2 separate regions of the Homo sapiens genome follow, and region 1 is linked to region 2. The links are chromatin loops, found by intact Hi-C in ENCODE. Cell type or tissue: OCI-LY7. All regions are shown on one strand. Each heading gives the region's core, and the rest is flanking DNA. Links, peaks and the distances in the headings are about the cores only.

Evidence for each region. Peaks named below come from ENCODE experiments on the same cell type or tissue, not always from the same donor. Only the 100,000 strongest peaks of a DNase experiment are listed, where the experiment ranks them.
Region 1: it touches region 2 in a loop (2.2-fold over the local background); 1 of 110 quality-filtered maps calls a loop at or near these places.

The regions. Positions count from the first base shown.
Region 1 is chr14:65,730,786-65,738,960 of GRCh38, reverse strand. It overlaps FUT8 (fucosyltransferase 8), which reads right to left. Exons shown (of 11, transcript NM_001371533.1): 10 at 5,580-5,730. Among named protein-coding and RNA genes, the nearest start is that of MIR625, 260 kb to the right of the region's middle. In OCI-LY7, for the core only: no CTCF peak of the experiment used is centred there; no DNase peak of the experiment used is centred there.
Region 2 is chr14:65,282,672-65,290,846 of GRCh38, reverse strand. No RefSeq gene overlaps it. Among named protein-coding and RNA genes, the nearest start is that of MIR4708, 48 kb to the left of the region's middle. RefSeq lists an enhancer at 3,214-3,453. In OCI-LY7, for the core only: CTCF peaks have their summits at 3,020, 3,238 (motif pointing right), 3,973 and 4,181 (motif pointing left); DNase peaks (open chromatin) are centred at 2,906, 3,486 and 4,206; H3K4me3 peaks cover 1,640 bases; H3K27ac peaks cover 2,046 bases.

The DNA.
Region 1 (8,175 bases), core at 2,857-5,356, 450 kb before region 2:
ACACCTAGAACAATGCCTGCCACAAAGTACGTGCTCAATAAGTATCTGTTGAATGAATATTGCTCCAGGCATAATACCAGCCCAGTAATGGAGACACAAGTCCATGGGTGATATTTAACCCTTAAGATCCATATATAACATTAAGAGGAAGTAATTTTAAAACTGTCTATATCAACCATGGGACAATTTACTGCAAAAGGCTAAAAAGATTACTATAGTGTTAATGTTCGCATTTAGTCACTCTATGCTTCCTCTCTTCTTTCCTTACCTACCACGTGGTTTAAAAGTTCAAATCACATGGCAGGTAAATGAAGGCTTGCAGCTGACGTCCATACTCAGGTTTGATGCTTGACAGGTGGCATGACTGAGAGCAGTCCATGGTTTGCAAAGCAGTGGTTGGCTACATGTAGTATGTTTAACTTTATTCTGTGTTGACATGGCACTGTATCATTTTTAGTACATCGTAAAGCACACAGTAATGGGTAACAGCAAAAATCCTGCCAAAGGATAAAACAGATATGACTGTATTAAAAAAAATTTTAAAAAGGGGGAGGAATCCATTAGTCTGAATTTCATCCCTTAGAAGTAGCCTGAGTTTACATAAGCCTCCAAAGCTTTCTCAGAGTAGATGGGATCTTATTTTTGTCAAAATAGATAGATAGGGGCAGGAGGATATCCTAGTGTGAGAAGTTGGAAGTGGCTGAGAGATCTGTGCACTTTTCCTGTAATCTGCTTTGTTTTACTATACAATAAGAGAATAAGACCCAGGTCTTTTCTTTGTTGTGAGAAACACCAGAAGGATTAATGCAGTAACAGCTGCACTGTACAGCACTCAGCATTGTAAGCTAGATAGAGCCTCTGTGGATGCAAATACTTTTCTTGTCTTCTGCTCTGGGAAGTAATCACAGAGTTCACACCTTGGGATTTCACCCTGTGCTTTCCTCCATGGTACTCTCAACAGGTATCCACTGTTGTTTCATGAGCCACATCTCAATGGAAATTCCTGTCCAGAGCCATCTGTCTGGAATAGTTAACGTAGTTTTTGGTTTTGCCCTCTGGGCTTCCAAAATCTGATTCAAAGTGTAATAAGGGGAGTAGAATTGCGTGCGGATTTGGAATTAGACCAAGAGAGGCTCATGAGAGTATTGTAATAACTGCCATAAAGGGAGGTGTCATAGGGGGAAAAAAAGGATTTTGTATTATGATAACTTTTAATGGCTGAAACTACAGAGTAACATTAACTGCTCTTTAAACAATGTCTTTAACAATGTTAGTCTTTAAAGTGAGCATCTGCAACCATTTTTTAAGTCAGATTTCAGAAAAATAAAAATTGATCCCAGAACCTGATAAGCAATATTTTCAGAAAACCTTTCTGATACTGTGCCTATCTACAACTGGGCTGTCAACTGCTGTTATTCTCCAACTATAAATTCTTTGCTTTAGATTTAAGATTCAAATAAGAAAATAGGTGACAAAGGAGATGCTTTGCACATAGGCGATTTCCAGTAACACAGAATAGGATTAATGTATTTGGTAGAACGTTTTAGAATGTAGTTGCATAGCTTTCAAAATTCACTTGACGTACTTGAAAAAAATGCTAATATTGCCTCCAATTTTCATATTAAATCCTGAGGACTGTGCTATTCAATTTATGAGGCTTTTAGGACAAACTTGGCTTTGAGAAACAGATCTGATGAAAGTTAACAGCAATAATAGTAACAAAATTAGAGAGCAGAGCCACAGTGTTGGCTTTTAAAACCTTTTCATTGAAGAAGAGAGAATTCCCAGACCTCACTTATGGATATAAAACCAAGAAAGATGAGAAGTCCTGAGACTGAGGGAGATAGGTCTAAAAATTTATGAGAAATCCCGATTAAGGTCCCATGACATTTTTGCCTGCAGTTTTCCAAACATCTAGCCTTGTATTTTTCCTTCTAGCATGGCATTTCATTCCTGCAGTATTGTCTACAATAGCTCATGGTCAACAGGTCAACTCTTTCTCACTATTGTTATATGGTATAAAATTCCTGAAAGGATAGTGTATAGGAGACAGAAAGTTTACATGAATAAAACTTAAAGATTGTCAAAGAATTATGAAGGAGATATTAAACTTGGATCACTTCCTAACATCTCTTGGCACATGAAATTATCATCTAAGAAAGTTGAGAGTTGGTTATCCATGTTTTTATTCTGGGCTGAACTTATTCTCAGTGTTTATCTTCTGTCACTCTTCTGGATGTATGGCTTTAGTCTTCCTCCATTTTCTAGAATGCTTATGACATATATAGGAAAGTCTGAAGATTAATTTCACTAAAGTCAACACACACACATTTACTTCAAATACTAAGTCTTCACTCACCTTTTGGGAATGAAGAACTTTTGTTTCTGAAAAATCGCATCATATGGCAATATTCTCTTTCAATAAGCTAAACAAAATGAAGTTGAGGTGGTACATTGGCCCAGAGAAATTGTACATGCTGAATGTTAACAGTTCCTCTTCTTTACGGACCCTAAGCATTACCCGTAACCACAAGCAGAGCTAATGGAGGCCTTGACTAGCTCGTTTCATGCTCCTTCTAAAATGTGAGCGCATACAGTCTGAAATGAAGCCATGTGAAAAAGAGCTGCAAAATAAATACTATAGAGTGTCTCTAACAGGCAGAGATATTCCTATAACTATTCATATATATAATAATAGCAGCTAATGTGTTTAACACTGTATTGCTAGGTACTATTCGCAGTGCTTTACTTTTCATAACTCCTTAATCCTCAAAAAGACTCTATACTATAGGTACTATTATTTTTTCACATGTAGAAAAATAAACCAGTTAAGAAATAGGCTAAGCAATTTGTTCAAGGACACACAGCCAGTAATTGGTCAAAGTTGGATGCAAATACAGATATCCTGACTCTACAGCACAGGTTGCCTCTTTCTTGTTCTGTGATCAGTGGTCAATGGTTTGGCATTTTATCCCATCAGTGACTTTTTCTCACGCTCTATTGGCAATGATGGCAAGATATTTCTAGGGCATTTTCAAACAATTCCAATTTTGGTTTATGTAAAGGAATCTACATAATAATCCTGCAAACAATTTCATTCACACTACAAAAACATTAAACTTTACTAAATACTTCTTTACTAAAAATATTTGAGAAAAATAATGAGGTGCAAGTAAGCTCAAAGATTTATCACTGAATATGGAATTACTCTACAATTTCAAATGCTACAGCGGTTAGTCATCAAATAAGGTACATGATAAGGAGGTAATCACATTAGGCAAACTGCTACTCACTATATAAATGTAAGGTATTTCTACTGTTAAACTTTTATTGTGAATCCTAACATAAAATATTTTGAGGTATTCAAGTCTATTTTGGGTTATGAAATACTGTTTTAATTTTGCTTAGGTTCAAATGAGTGAAATTATTTTGGGCAAACTTTGACTGCCAGGAGTTTTTAGGAACAATGTGAAATATAAGTATGAGCCTTATTCCTTTGGATACAGAAAGTCTTCTCAGCACCACTCTTTCTTCATATGAATTGCTTCTCTGGACCCAAGTTCTGAATACACTGAAGTTGACATTATGCATAAAACCAAACAAAGTAATAGAACAATATTCTCCTCAAGCCTAGACAGAATTCTACCATCATGAAGTGACAGAGATCCTGATTTGTAGGTCAAAATTGGAGTTATGAGGATCCAAAATTCTAAAGTACAACTTCAAAAAGGAAAAAAAAAATAGTAAAGCAAAAAATTTTCTTTCTATTCCAGAATAAGCCTAATGGTATTACTAAGGAGGATTGGGAGAAGAAAAGCAAAACATGAGTACAACCCTGTAAGTCTCAGTGCCTACCTACATGTGAGGTTGGTAAACATTTAGACATGTGTATGTTTATTTAACTTTAGAATCTTGTGACTAGAACTGTAGTTCTCAACCAGGGCAATTTTGCTCCACAGGGGCATCTGGCATCTGGCAATGTCTGGAGACATCTTTGGTTGTCACAATTTTAAGTGAGGGTCTTACTGGCCAGGGATGCTGCTAAATATCCTACATGCAGAATACGGCTCCTCACAACAAAGAATTCTCTGGTCTAAAATAGTGCTTTGGTTGAGAAACCTGGACTAGAGGAGTTGACTTCAGGCAGGCCTAAAATCCAGGCCTACAGAGAAGGTGGCATAGCTGGGGAAGTGACTCTTGATTCACTCATTGTAACAATAAGCATCAAGAATGTTTGGAGGTTGTTACCAGTTACATGTACCTGTTGATCAGGCAGATGCATAGTCAGACTCTCAAAAACAGTTGCAAGGAACCAAGTAGTTATAAACCTTGCCCCTTTCTTGCAATAAGAATGGAAATGAGTTTCTTAAAGATAGGATCCACACCCCAATTAGGGAGAAACATAAATAGTGGATGCCTTCATGGGAACTTGAAGACATTTTCCCTTCTGATTAAGATTGCTGCTACGTGTTCTGTGCAGCTATCTTTGGGTAGTAAGTTGTATTCTTATTCCATATTAAAGGAATCTGTAACCTTTGCCTGGCAAGGTATCTTTCCAAAAATCATATCGCCATCCCATCATGACAATGTGTATTGTCATATAATAAGAAAGTCTCCATTTCCTTTTACTCTCCGAAGTATACTCTTGTAAAAATGATGTGGCTTTCCTTTTTTTCACATTTTCTTTTCTCCGCTTCTTCTCAGCATTTAAGCATACATTTATCTTATACCAATTTATATGTTCTGGTAATTATTCTCTAGTTATTTCATGTGTGTATTTTGCTTATTAGATTCTGGACCAGGGCAAGAACTGTATCTTCAATCTCCTTTGAAATCTCCTCTGCACCTAGTATAATTTTGAGTGCATTTAACAGCTGGTTGAATGAACTAACCAATAATATGTGCATAAACGAGAGAACAGAATAAAATCCACAATAAATATTGTTATCCTGATATTCCACAGGGCATACAAAGCTGGCTGGACCCTCATAAAAACACATACACCAAACCCATAAAATATAATCATCTGCAACAATTAAATTCAAACAAAGATTGTGATATTATATTGCTTAAATTTAACATACAGTTTCTCACTTGGTAGAAATGTAATAGAACTTGAAAGGGAATTACATTTACTCTCTTTTCTATAAAGCAATCAACTGAGGCAAAATTTAGGGCATTTAAGCCTCTCAGTATCAGTGCGATGATGTGTAGAAATGGATGGATTCTGGTTACATATTGACTATATGCAAAATTAGAAAGTATTAAGTAAGCTTAATTACTTGTTGTTTCTGTTAAATGCTGTGAACAAGCCAAGTACTTTAAACAACTCCAGTAACTGGCTTCAGTGGAGATGTAGTCAACCATTACTTGCAAACAACTAAATATTAGTGCATGTGAATGGCTATGTTATGGGATCTTTCCATTCTTTCACAAAAGGGATCATTACTGAGTATCAGAAAAATTGCACCTGAGTCACAATAATGAACATTAACAACACATAGACACACAAATAATTTTTCTGACTCCTATACAACCAAAAAGTATTGGTTATTTTAAAATGCCCTACTGACACTTACCTGGGATGAAAAAGTACACACTAGGAAGTCTGCCTGAGAGAGAAAATGTATATCCAGGATCACTCCACGAAGTGAATTTTCTGTGTATCGATTGTGCAGTCCAGCTGACCAGGAAATAGAGTTATCACTAATAAATTCATAATTGGGGTACCTGAAAAAATAAATTAATTTATAGATGGTCATAGATATCACAGTATCCTATCAGAAGGCAGACTTTCTCCTTTGACTAAGAGCTTCTCACAGAAAGGAGACCTTTAATTATGGCATTTAATACTGTAGTTGATGAGACATATTTGAAGTCCATCAGTGGGGCAGAAACCATTCTGGAATGCCCTGTATATTAAATTTTATTGGCATATCATATAAAACACACATACACACATCAAAATGTCCTTTATCAATTCATGAAATAGCTGAAAATTGAAGTCTCCTTTTTCCTTTTGTAATGAGTGACTTTTAAGAGTTTATTCAAACTGCTTTCATATTTGGTCACTGAGCTTTTCCTTTAGAATACAAATACTGTGATAAAACCTCATTAAAATTTTTAATTTAGAATTTCTGATAATTCAGATTTGGGTTAGACTTTGTAAATGTCTTCTTCATTGACATTACAAGTTAATAATAAAAAGAAGTTAAGAGATGAATATTTTAAAAATTTGTGAGAACTAACAGTCTCCCTTAACCTGCATCCTTCTTGAAGAACCATCTACTCTTACCTAATAACAGTAATAGAAAGCCCATTCTAATATTTATGGAAGCAAATTCCATAGATGTCCACCAAGTAATATTTTGGTAGTCTTGCTAGAGATAGTGTGTGTTTAAAAGTATTCATACAGGATGTCTTTTGAAAAGAATCTGGAATATAATAGAGGAGGAATAAATATTTGCTGAAGGAATAATAGTTCTTATATAGAAACCCTGAAGCATCAGGAGTCAGTTTACATGTTTGTCTTCCAAACAGTATTCCAAAAAAGGTTAGGACCATGACTTATTTTTCTTTGCATCACAGCATCTAGCACTCCACACAATGCTGAGTGAATAAATACATGAACAAGTCAGTGCTACCTATGCCTGGGACTTTCCCTAATCCCCTAAGAGCTGTTTCAGTTTCTCTTCATTTCATGGCCACCAAGGAGCTTTCCCTCATTGCCTCTGTAATAATGATTGTAAAGGCAAAGTCTCTGAGCACTGTTTCAGACTGCTATTCAGTGTTCAAATCCATCTGGCCTCATTATTTTTGACAGTTTGCCTTCTTCAGCTCAAAATCAAGGAGATGAAGAAAATGTCACATTTGTTCGGAAAAGAAAACAACCAGAAATAGTTTTAATGTGATTCTTGGGAAGCTGCATACCCAGGCATGGAGCAGAAACAACAACAAAGAAATACGAAATGCTAGAGGGAGAAAGAAAGGGGGGAACTGATAAAACCAGCATAGGTTTTATCCTTGAATAAAGACTAACTTTGTCAGCATGATTTGGATGCTCAGTGAAACAAAGGAGTGATCAATTTACCAAGAAGTAACACTAACATTAATGGCCTTCCTAACTAAAAGAGCCCTCTCTGGAACCAAATCAAAAGGGTACCTAAGGCTGGGTGCGGTGGCTCATCCCTATAATCCCAGCACTTTGGGAGGCTGAGGCAGGCAGACTGCTTGAGCTCAAGAGTTCGAGACCAGCCTGGGCAACACAGTGAAACCCTACCATTATTTTTTTAAAAAAAGGTACCTAAGTTCCTCAGGCCCATCTCTACATGCAAAAGAGCTCTCAGGCCTATCTCTATGGCTTCATAAAGGATACCTAAGTGTAAAACAAAACAAAACACACACAAACAAAACAAAGTAAATAATGGAAGAAGGAAATTGTACACCTTTCATAATGAGCATGAAACTTTTTGCACAAACATGCTTCTTGTCTTTTGCCCTCAAGTATGTCAGTGGAGGAATTCTTCTACCTTGAGGTTTCAGATACTGGGAATAATAATTTTTTTTTCCACTTTATAAAAATTTATTTTTATATCATCCACAAAGGACTAGCTTGCAGTTATAAACTAATATCTGGTGTTCTTTTCTGAAGTCCTTCTCTTGACTGAGGGAGATACTTCTCTTTGTGACTTCACTGTACCTGGTACATAAACTCCTTCAGGAGACGTATCTAAATTTACTGTAATATGTGTTACATGTATATTGTCTACCTGTTGGTTACTCCCTGAGATAAGGAGCCACACATTATATTTTGACTTTGTATTCCTAGTGCTCTGTGCTGTGTCCAGCATATTATAGGAGTTCAATAAAATAGTGAACAAATACACCACTCATTGCTGATTCTTTGTTTCACAGGGCAACCAAATACTTTACAAAAAACTTTTAACAAATTGTTCTTGTCTCTATTCATTTCAATGTACCTACTTTTAGAAAGAACTCATTCAGCATTTTAAAAATAAAGAATAAACTCAATTTGTAAATATTTTACCTGGGAAACTTTTAAAGACTTGTTTTTCTTCCTATTTTAACCCCATCCCTAATCTCCACAATCTTAGAATGCAATGTTGGATAGCCAACTTTAATAGTTCTTATTTCTTTGACTGTCAATGATTCTGT
Region 2 (8,175 bases), core at 2,737-5,236:
ATATATATATATAGAGAGAGAGAGAGAGAGAGAGAGAGAGAGAGAGAGAGAGACAGAGAGAGAGTTAAGTACTGTGGAGCAACATTATTTTTCAAAAATTTTTATGGCCAAGTGCAGTGGCTCACATCTATAATCCCAGCACTTTGGGAGGCTGAGGCGGGTGGATCACTTGAGGTCAGGAGTTCGAGACCAGCCTGGCCAACATGGTGAAACCCCATCTCTATTAAAAATACAAAAATTAGCCAGGTGTGGTGGCACACACCTGTAATCCCAGCTACTCGGGAGGCTGAGGCAGGAGAATTGCTTGAACCCAGGAGCTGGAGATTGCAGCGAGCTGAGATCGCGCCACCGTACTCCAGCCTGCGCAAAAAAGCGACACGCCGCTCAAAAAAGAAAAAAAAAATATTTCCTTAAAGTTTCTTTTTTGAGACAGGCTCTTGTTCTGTCACCCAGGCTGGAATAGATGGTGTGATCTCAGTTCACTGCAGTCTCTGCCTTTGGGCCTCAAGGCTGGACTTGAACTCCTGAGTTCAGGTGACCCACCTGCATGGAGCTACCAAAGTGCTAGAATTAATTTTTGCCCAGCCCGGGGAAAAATTAATAAGCAAATACAAGGAATGCTTAGGGTGGGGGATGCAATAATAGATGGGGAATGAAGGGAATCCTTTTGATGTGAGGCAGAGGTCTGAGGAAGTGAAAACATGAGCCAGGGACCTCTGGAGTAAGAGTGTCCCAAGCAGAGGGCACAGTAAATGCAAAGACCAATGTAGCTGGGCAGACCAGGCCAGGGAAAGAATGATGAGAAATAAATCAGGGATAAAACAGGGGTGGGGGAAAATCAGTTTCTGTAGGGCCTTGTAGATAAAAGCATTTTATTTTCACTCATTTACCCTTTAATTTGTTGCCAAACCACAATGATCCCACCTCTCTCTTTCCCATTTCTGCAGCTACCACCTTGAGACAATCCTTCCTACTTACCATTTGAATTATTATATTGGCTTCCTGAGGGGTATTTTTGCCCCTTGTCTCTCCCTACTCTAATCCTACTCATGGTTGCTATAATCTTCTTGGAGCACAGTTCTGATCATCATCATCATAAGATCATTAGCATACATTTATGTATCTCTGAATAAAAATATACTTCGAAAGGAGGGGGACGGACACAGGAGATATGTTCCCACAACTTCCCAGCATGTCCTTGTCAGAAATAGATAAAACTGTCAAAAGTATGTTGTCAAACACGTCAGAGTTCTGTTTTTATGCCATAATGTAACAATTGAAAATTTTTCATCAAAATAAAAAATAAATAGAAAGATGAATTAGTCACAACTCCTTTAGTTGCCACTAACAGAAACTCAGTTCAAGTATCTTTCAGAAGGTGATATATGTTAGCCCACATAGATAGATATTTGACATCTTCAGGAATGGCTAGCTCCAGGTGCTCAGCAAGGGCAACAAGAAATCTATCTTTCTCTTGGATTTGCTTTTTATCTCTGTTGTCCTTACTCTCCAGCAGACTCTACTCATGCAGTGGTAAAGATGGCTTACATCCCCTCAGCTTTGCAACCCCAGTGGAGAAAGGGTGCCTCTTTCAGCAGAAGTCCTAATGCTGACTCTCATCGGCTCACTCTGGACAAAGGGATTACTCCTCAACCACTTATTATGACTGCAGTTAGTCGGTCCTGGGTCATACACCCACCCCTGGAGTCAGGGACTGAGGTCAACCTCACTTGAACTACATGGACAGAGAGTGGAAGATGGGTGGTTCCCAAAGGAACACTTCATATTCAGGATGGAGGAGGGATGGTGGGCAGGCAAAAACAAGTGTCCACAATCAAAGGCTAGGAGCACCATTTTTGGTGAGCCCTAACCCCAAACACCTCTAAGAACTCAATAGGCCTCCGCCCTCAAATAGTATTAGTCACGTTGTGCCTATAATTGATCATTTAAATGACTTTCTTGCCCCAACATCTTAAATGGCTCTCCATTGCTCCCTCTTTGCCAGTCAGCTCTCTTCCTTCTCTGAATCTACTTAGTTGCTTGACAACAGGGCCTGGGGATGGAAAGAGTCTTTATCTCTGAGAGCAGGCTTTCAATACGTTGCAGCTATTGTTTATAACGCCTGTGATCATAGGCACAGCCACATTATTATTATTATTATTATTTTTTGAGATGGGGGTCTGACTCTGTTGCCCAGGCTGGAGTGTCATGGCGCTCACGGCAACCTCTGTCTTCTGGGCTCAAGTGATCCTCCCTCCTCAGCCTTCAGAGTAGCTGGAACCACAGGCAAACATCACTGCACCCAGCTAATTTTTTGTATTTTTCGTAGAGATGGGGTTTCACCATGTTGCCCAGGATGGTCTCAAACTCCTGGGCTCAGGTGATCCTCCTGCCTCGGCCTCTCAAAGTGCTGGGATTACAGGCATAAGCCACCGCGCCTGGCCACAGCTGTCCCCCCAAATATTTCAAGTAGGCATCTACTGAGACTTAATACCCACACAACAACCTTATGAAAAAGTAGGCTTTATGTATGGGGAAGGTGAGGCACAGACATGTTGACTACCTTGCCTACTGTTTTTTTTCACACAACCAAAATATGGAGGCTCTGGGATTTGAACCCAGGGCTCTCCGACTCCTAAGTCCCGTTAGGAACCTGCACATTATTCCATTTCTATGAAGGGGAGGGAAAGAGCTCCTCACTTAAGTATACCAACAGTTCTCAAATCACTTGAAACTCACCAGCAGCCATGACCGTCCCCCCAGGGGAAGTAGGTAGCCAGATTTCACCTCATTCTACTTCTTTACCAGACAGAAAAATGGAGCAGAACCCAAACTGGTGGCTTGATAAGGGAACACTCAGAAAAGTAAAGGAAGTGGTGGTGCTGAAGCACCCTGCTGCCTCTTACCTCAAAGATCCTTCCACCAAACAAATACCACCCACCTTCGAAAACAGTCGTTGTGGTTGGAACAATGTCTGCATAAAAATAACCGGGCTTATCTTACTCAATCTTGCTTCCCTTCCTTGTCGGGAAAATGTCTGCCCTTCTGGTCTAGTCGGTGCAAGAGAGGCTTCCTGCCCGGTGTCCAGCACTGAGGGGGTGTCGCAGCTATGGTCAGCCTCCCTCTGCGGCCCCTGAAGCAAGCAGAGAGCGCCTCAGACCTCGTGTTGGGACCTGAGCGCGCAGCCCGGCTCCCAGGCCCCCAGAGGGCGGGTTCCTGGCTCCGCTCAGAGGCCTTTCAAGCCCCATTAGCCTCCAGCTCAGAGGCCCCTGGGCCCACCTACACTCTGGCCCCTGATGGGCTCGGATGACAACTCAAAACCCACATCCTGAGGGAATTCTGATGAAACCTTTGAAGGCTCCATGTCTTGGGGAAGACCAGGTGGGCGTGAAAGTCGGTCTCAGCGGAGACGCCCAGGGGCGCGTGGGCCCTAGAAAGGCCCGGCTGTCCCGAGCACGGCCTGGAGTGAAGCAGCTGGTGGAGAACACGGGCGCAGGTGTGAGCCTGGTGAAAGCGTGGGCTGCTCAGTGCTCTGTAGAGAGCAGCTGCAAACAGTGAGGAGGAGGCTCATGGTCTGGGCCCTCGCAGGGATGGGCAAGGCATGGCCCTAATGAATCTGGCTCCAAGCACACCCCCTCTAGCTTAAGCTTGGGGACTGGGAAAGGAGGAGGCCCAGGGGGCAGAGCTGAGAGGACATCTCAGGAGTTAGGGTTACCAAGCAACTGAAGAAGACGTAGGAGCAGCTCCTAGCTGAGTATGCCCGGGGTGCAGCACCGAGAATGCCTGGCGGGGAGGGTTGGGAGGGAGGGCTTGCCTTGCCCAGTCATACTTGGAACTTAGATCCTTGGATTTTAATGCTCTTGTGGAAGACATGAGACAAGATCTTGGACCGAGGAGGTGAACATCTGTTGCATTTTATCCAGTATATTCCTGTCTTATAGTGAGAGACTATTTAAGAATATTAAGTTCCCCATATTGATGTAAAGAGAAGTCCGAATGGACTCTTTAAAAAATTTTAAATGTATGTTAAACTTTCCATCATGGAACATTTTACCCACCGCCCTCCCTCCCCATCACCTGGATTATTTTGAAGCAAAATCCAGTCATCGAATCATTTCGCCCATACATAGTCCAGTCAGTATCTCTAAATTTTAGAGCTGTTATTCTCAGCCCAGGACAGTTTTGCCCCCTAGGGGACATTTGGCAATATGTGGAGACCTTTTTTTGTTTTTACAACGTTGGGGGGAGGGGGTGTGCACCCAGCATCTAGCTACTGGAAGACAGGGTAGAAACAGGGCTGCTACGAAACATTCTGCAATGCACAGGCCAGCGCCTCACGACAAAGAACTACATGGCTCAAAATAACAATTGTGACAAGGTCGAAAACCATGTTTTAGAGTCTAAAAGAGAAGAACACTCTAAATACATCACTACAATATTGTTAGCATTCATAAAAACAATAATTCCTTAATATAGAATATCTGATTAATATTAAAATTTCCCCGATTATCTTGTACATTTAAAAAATTTGGGGTTTAAATCAAGATCCAAATAAGACTCATACATTGCAATTGGTTGATATATTTCTTTTTGTTTTTTTCCTGCATCCAATCATCCATTATAGTTGATATATTTCTTAGGTCTTCTTGAATCTACAGGTTCCCATCCCTCTTTTTTCCTTTTATTTATTATAAAACAGATTTATTTTTAATTACAAAAGAGTACACGACTACATTCCTGACATCAAACTTGAAACATACAGGTAAAGCAAACATTTCCTACCTATGACAGTCCAATCCCAGTCCTCTCCCCAAAGAACTCATTTATCAAAATTGTGTGTGTATTGGTTAAGATTATATTCAACTGGCCGGGCACACTGGCTCACGCCTGTAATCCCAGCACTTTGGGAGGCCGAGGTAGGTGGATTACCTGAGGTCAGGAGTTCGAGACCAGCCTGACCAATATGGTGAAACTGCGTCTCCACTAAAAATACAAAATAGCCGGGCGTGGTGGCGCATGCCTGTAATCCCAGCTACTGGGGAGGCTGAGACAGGAGAATTGCTTGAACCTAGGAGGTGGAGGTTGCAGTGAGCCGAGATTGCACACTGCACTTCAGCCTGGGTGACAGAGCGAGACTCCATCTCAAAAAAAAAAAATTATATTCAACTACATGTTTCAAAAAACATAATAATAACAAAAGCTTTAATTTTATTTATTTTTCAGAAAGATAAGCCAAGGAATAGGCAGTCCAGGGCTAATATGGCACCTCCATGAAGTTTTTAGGGTCCCAAGTTTCTTCTAGCTCCCTGCCCTACCATCTGTGAATGTGGCCCCCATCCTCATGTAGCACAATGGCTAATGGAGAACCATCCCTCTTATCTATATTAGGACTAGGTAGCAAGATGGAAAAGTGGAAGGGTGTATCTCTCTGTATTAGTTTGCTAGGGCTGCTGTGACAAAGGACCACAAATTGAGCAGCTCATACCACAAAAATTTACTTATTGTCTCACAATTCTCACAATTCTGCAGGCTAGAAGTCCAACATCAATGTATCAGGCAGGATTGGTTCCTTCTGAGAACTGTAAGGAAAATTCCGTCCCATGCCTCTCCCCTAGCTGCTCGTGATTGGCTGGAAATCTTTGAGTTTCCTTACCTTGTGGAAGCATCACCCCAATCTCTGCCTCGGTCGTCACATGGCATTCTCCCTGTGTGTGTGTTTCTGTGTCCAATTTTCCCCTTTATATAAGGACATATTTATATTGGATTAGGGCCCACCCTCATGACCTCATTTTAACTAATTACATTTGCGAGTGCCCTATTCCAAATAAGGTCACATGCTGAGGTACGAGGGATTAGGACTTTTATATATAAATTTTGGGGAGAGACAATTTAACCCACAACACTCTCCCATAAAGAGACTTTGTAGAAGTCTCTTACGCTTCTTTGTTTATACTTCTTTCGTCAAAACTTAGTCTTATGGCCACAGTTCGCTGCAAGAGATGCTGGGGAAGGGAAGCTTTCACTGAGCACATGACCATCCCCGCAAAAGGCGGTTTTTTGTTACCAAAAAGGAAGGAAAAATGGACAGGGCAACTACCAGCAATCTGCCATGGAATGTATCCTACCAGACATTTTTCTGTATGTTGCACATAATCAAATGACCACAAACTGGGTGGCCTAAAATACCAGAAATTGATTCTCTCACAGTTTTGGAGCCAGAACTCCAAAATCAAGGTGTTGTTGGGGCCACACTCCTTCCAATGCCTCTAGTGGACGATCCTCCCTGGCCTCTCCAGCTTCTGGTGGCTTCTTTGTTCCTTGGCCTGTGGCTGCATCACTTCAGCCTCTGCCTCCATGTTCACATGGACTTCCCCTCTGGGCCTTCTCCTCTTCTGTCTGTCTGTTTTTGAGACTGGGTCTCGCTCTGTCGCCCAGGCTGGAGTGCAGTGGTGTGAACACTGTTCACCTCAGCTTCGACCTCTGAAGCTCAAGCGATTCTCCCATCTCAGCTTTCTGAGTATCTGGGGCCACAGGTGCGTGCCACTGTGCCTGGCTAATTCTTTGTAGAGATGGGGTCTCACCGTGTTGCCTGGGCTGGTCTCAAGCGATCCTCCCACCTTGGCCTTCCAAACTGCTGAGATTACATGCGTGAGCCACTGCACCAGACCCTTTTCTGTCTCTTATAAAAACACTTGTCATGGCTGGGCATGGTGGCTCACGCCTCTAATCCCAGCATTTTGGGAGGCCGAGGCGGGTGGATCACCTGAGGTCAGGATTTCAAGACCAGCCTGACCAACATGGAGAAACCCCATCTCTACTAAAAATACAAAATTAGCCAGGTGTGGTGGCACATGCCTTTAATCCCAGCTATTCAGGAGGCTGAGGCAGGAGAATTGCTTGAACCCTGGAGGCGGAGGTTGCGGTGAGCCAAGATCACGACATTGCACTCCAGCTTGGGCAACAAGAGTGAAACACTGTCTAAAAAAAAAAAAACAAAACCAAAAAACCCCAAAAAACACAAAAACACTTGTCATTGGATTTAGGGCCCACCCAGGTAATCCAGGATCATCTCATTTTAAGATCTTTTATTTTTACATCTGCCAAGACCTTTTTTGCTTCATTTTTCTCACACCCAATCACATCCTGGACCCATCCATGAGTTCCAGGATGCGACCATATCCTTTAGGGTGAGGGGACCATTCAATGTCCTACACCCTCCCTGGAGCAGCAGATATTTCCAGGAATAGCAAAATATGGCTCTCCACATTGTCCTTGTTCATTTTAATTAGCAATGGCAGAGGAAGGGGACTGTAGTAAAACTTTAATGAAATGCTACACACTCTGGGAAGCGTAAGTGGATCTGGTTGCCTAGGGTCTGTTTAAAGTCAGAGAAACTCGGAAGGTTCTGCTAAGTGTTGGCATGTGGGTGCCAAGCTATTTTTGGTAGAATGGTAAACTATGCTAGCATGTTTTTCGATGTTTACCATGCATTTTAGAGAGGTTTCCTGCTAAATGAATTTTCAATTGAGAGCCAGCTCAGGAGTGGGCACAGAAAGATGGAAGGGTAAGAGAAACATTTCCAATGTACCAAGGTATGAGTTGCAGGGCCTCACTTCTTACTTAAAGAGCAAAATGTTGGCTAGGGGTAGTGGTGGAAAGTTCCTGATGCCAGATTTTTGAGGTGAGAGAAAGAAATAGTATCAGCCCTGTACCTGCCACTCTGTTCTTCATCTGCTTCAATTTCAGTTTCAGTATTTACTGAGACCATACTGGGCGCCAGGAAAGACTTATTTTCCTCAAGCCTCACAAGCAGCTAGGTGTTATTACTTTGTCCACTTTCCAGATGAGATGCTGTGATTCCGAGAGGTTAAGGCACTTGCGCCCATGATCATGTAGCTGTAAGTGGCTAAAGCAGAAGTTCTGAATGTTTTCTGACTGCTAACTTGGTGCTCTCTCTACCACAGCATGAGAGATGAACATTCCTTTCTGCTTACGGGTGCCTATCCTGGTAAGGGGGTAGAGAGAGGAGCAGGCTCATCTCCTACCCACCAGGGCTTGCTCCTTCCTCCCATTTGAAAGCAGAACAGGCTGCGGCAGGAGGCATGCAATTGGTGTTTCTGCCGGTCTCCAATCCTAGTGGAAGAAACTGCCTAATTAAAGTCTGCAGCATGCCCA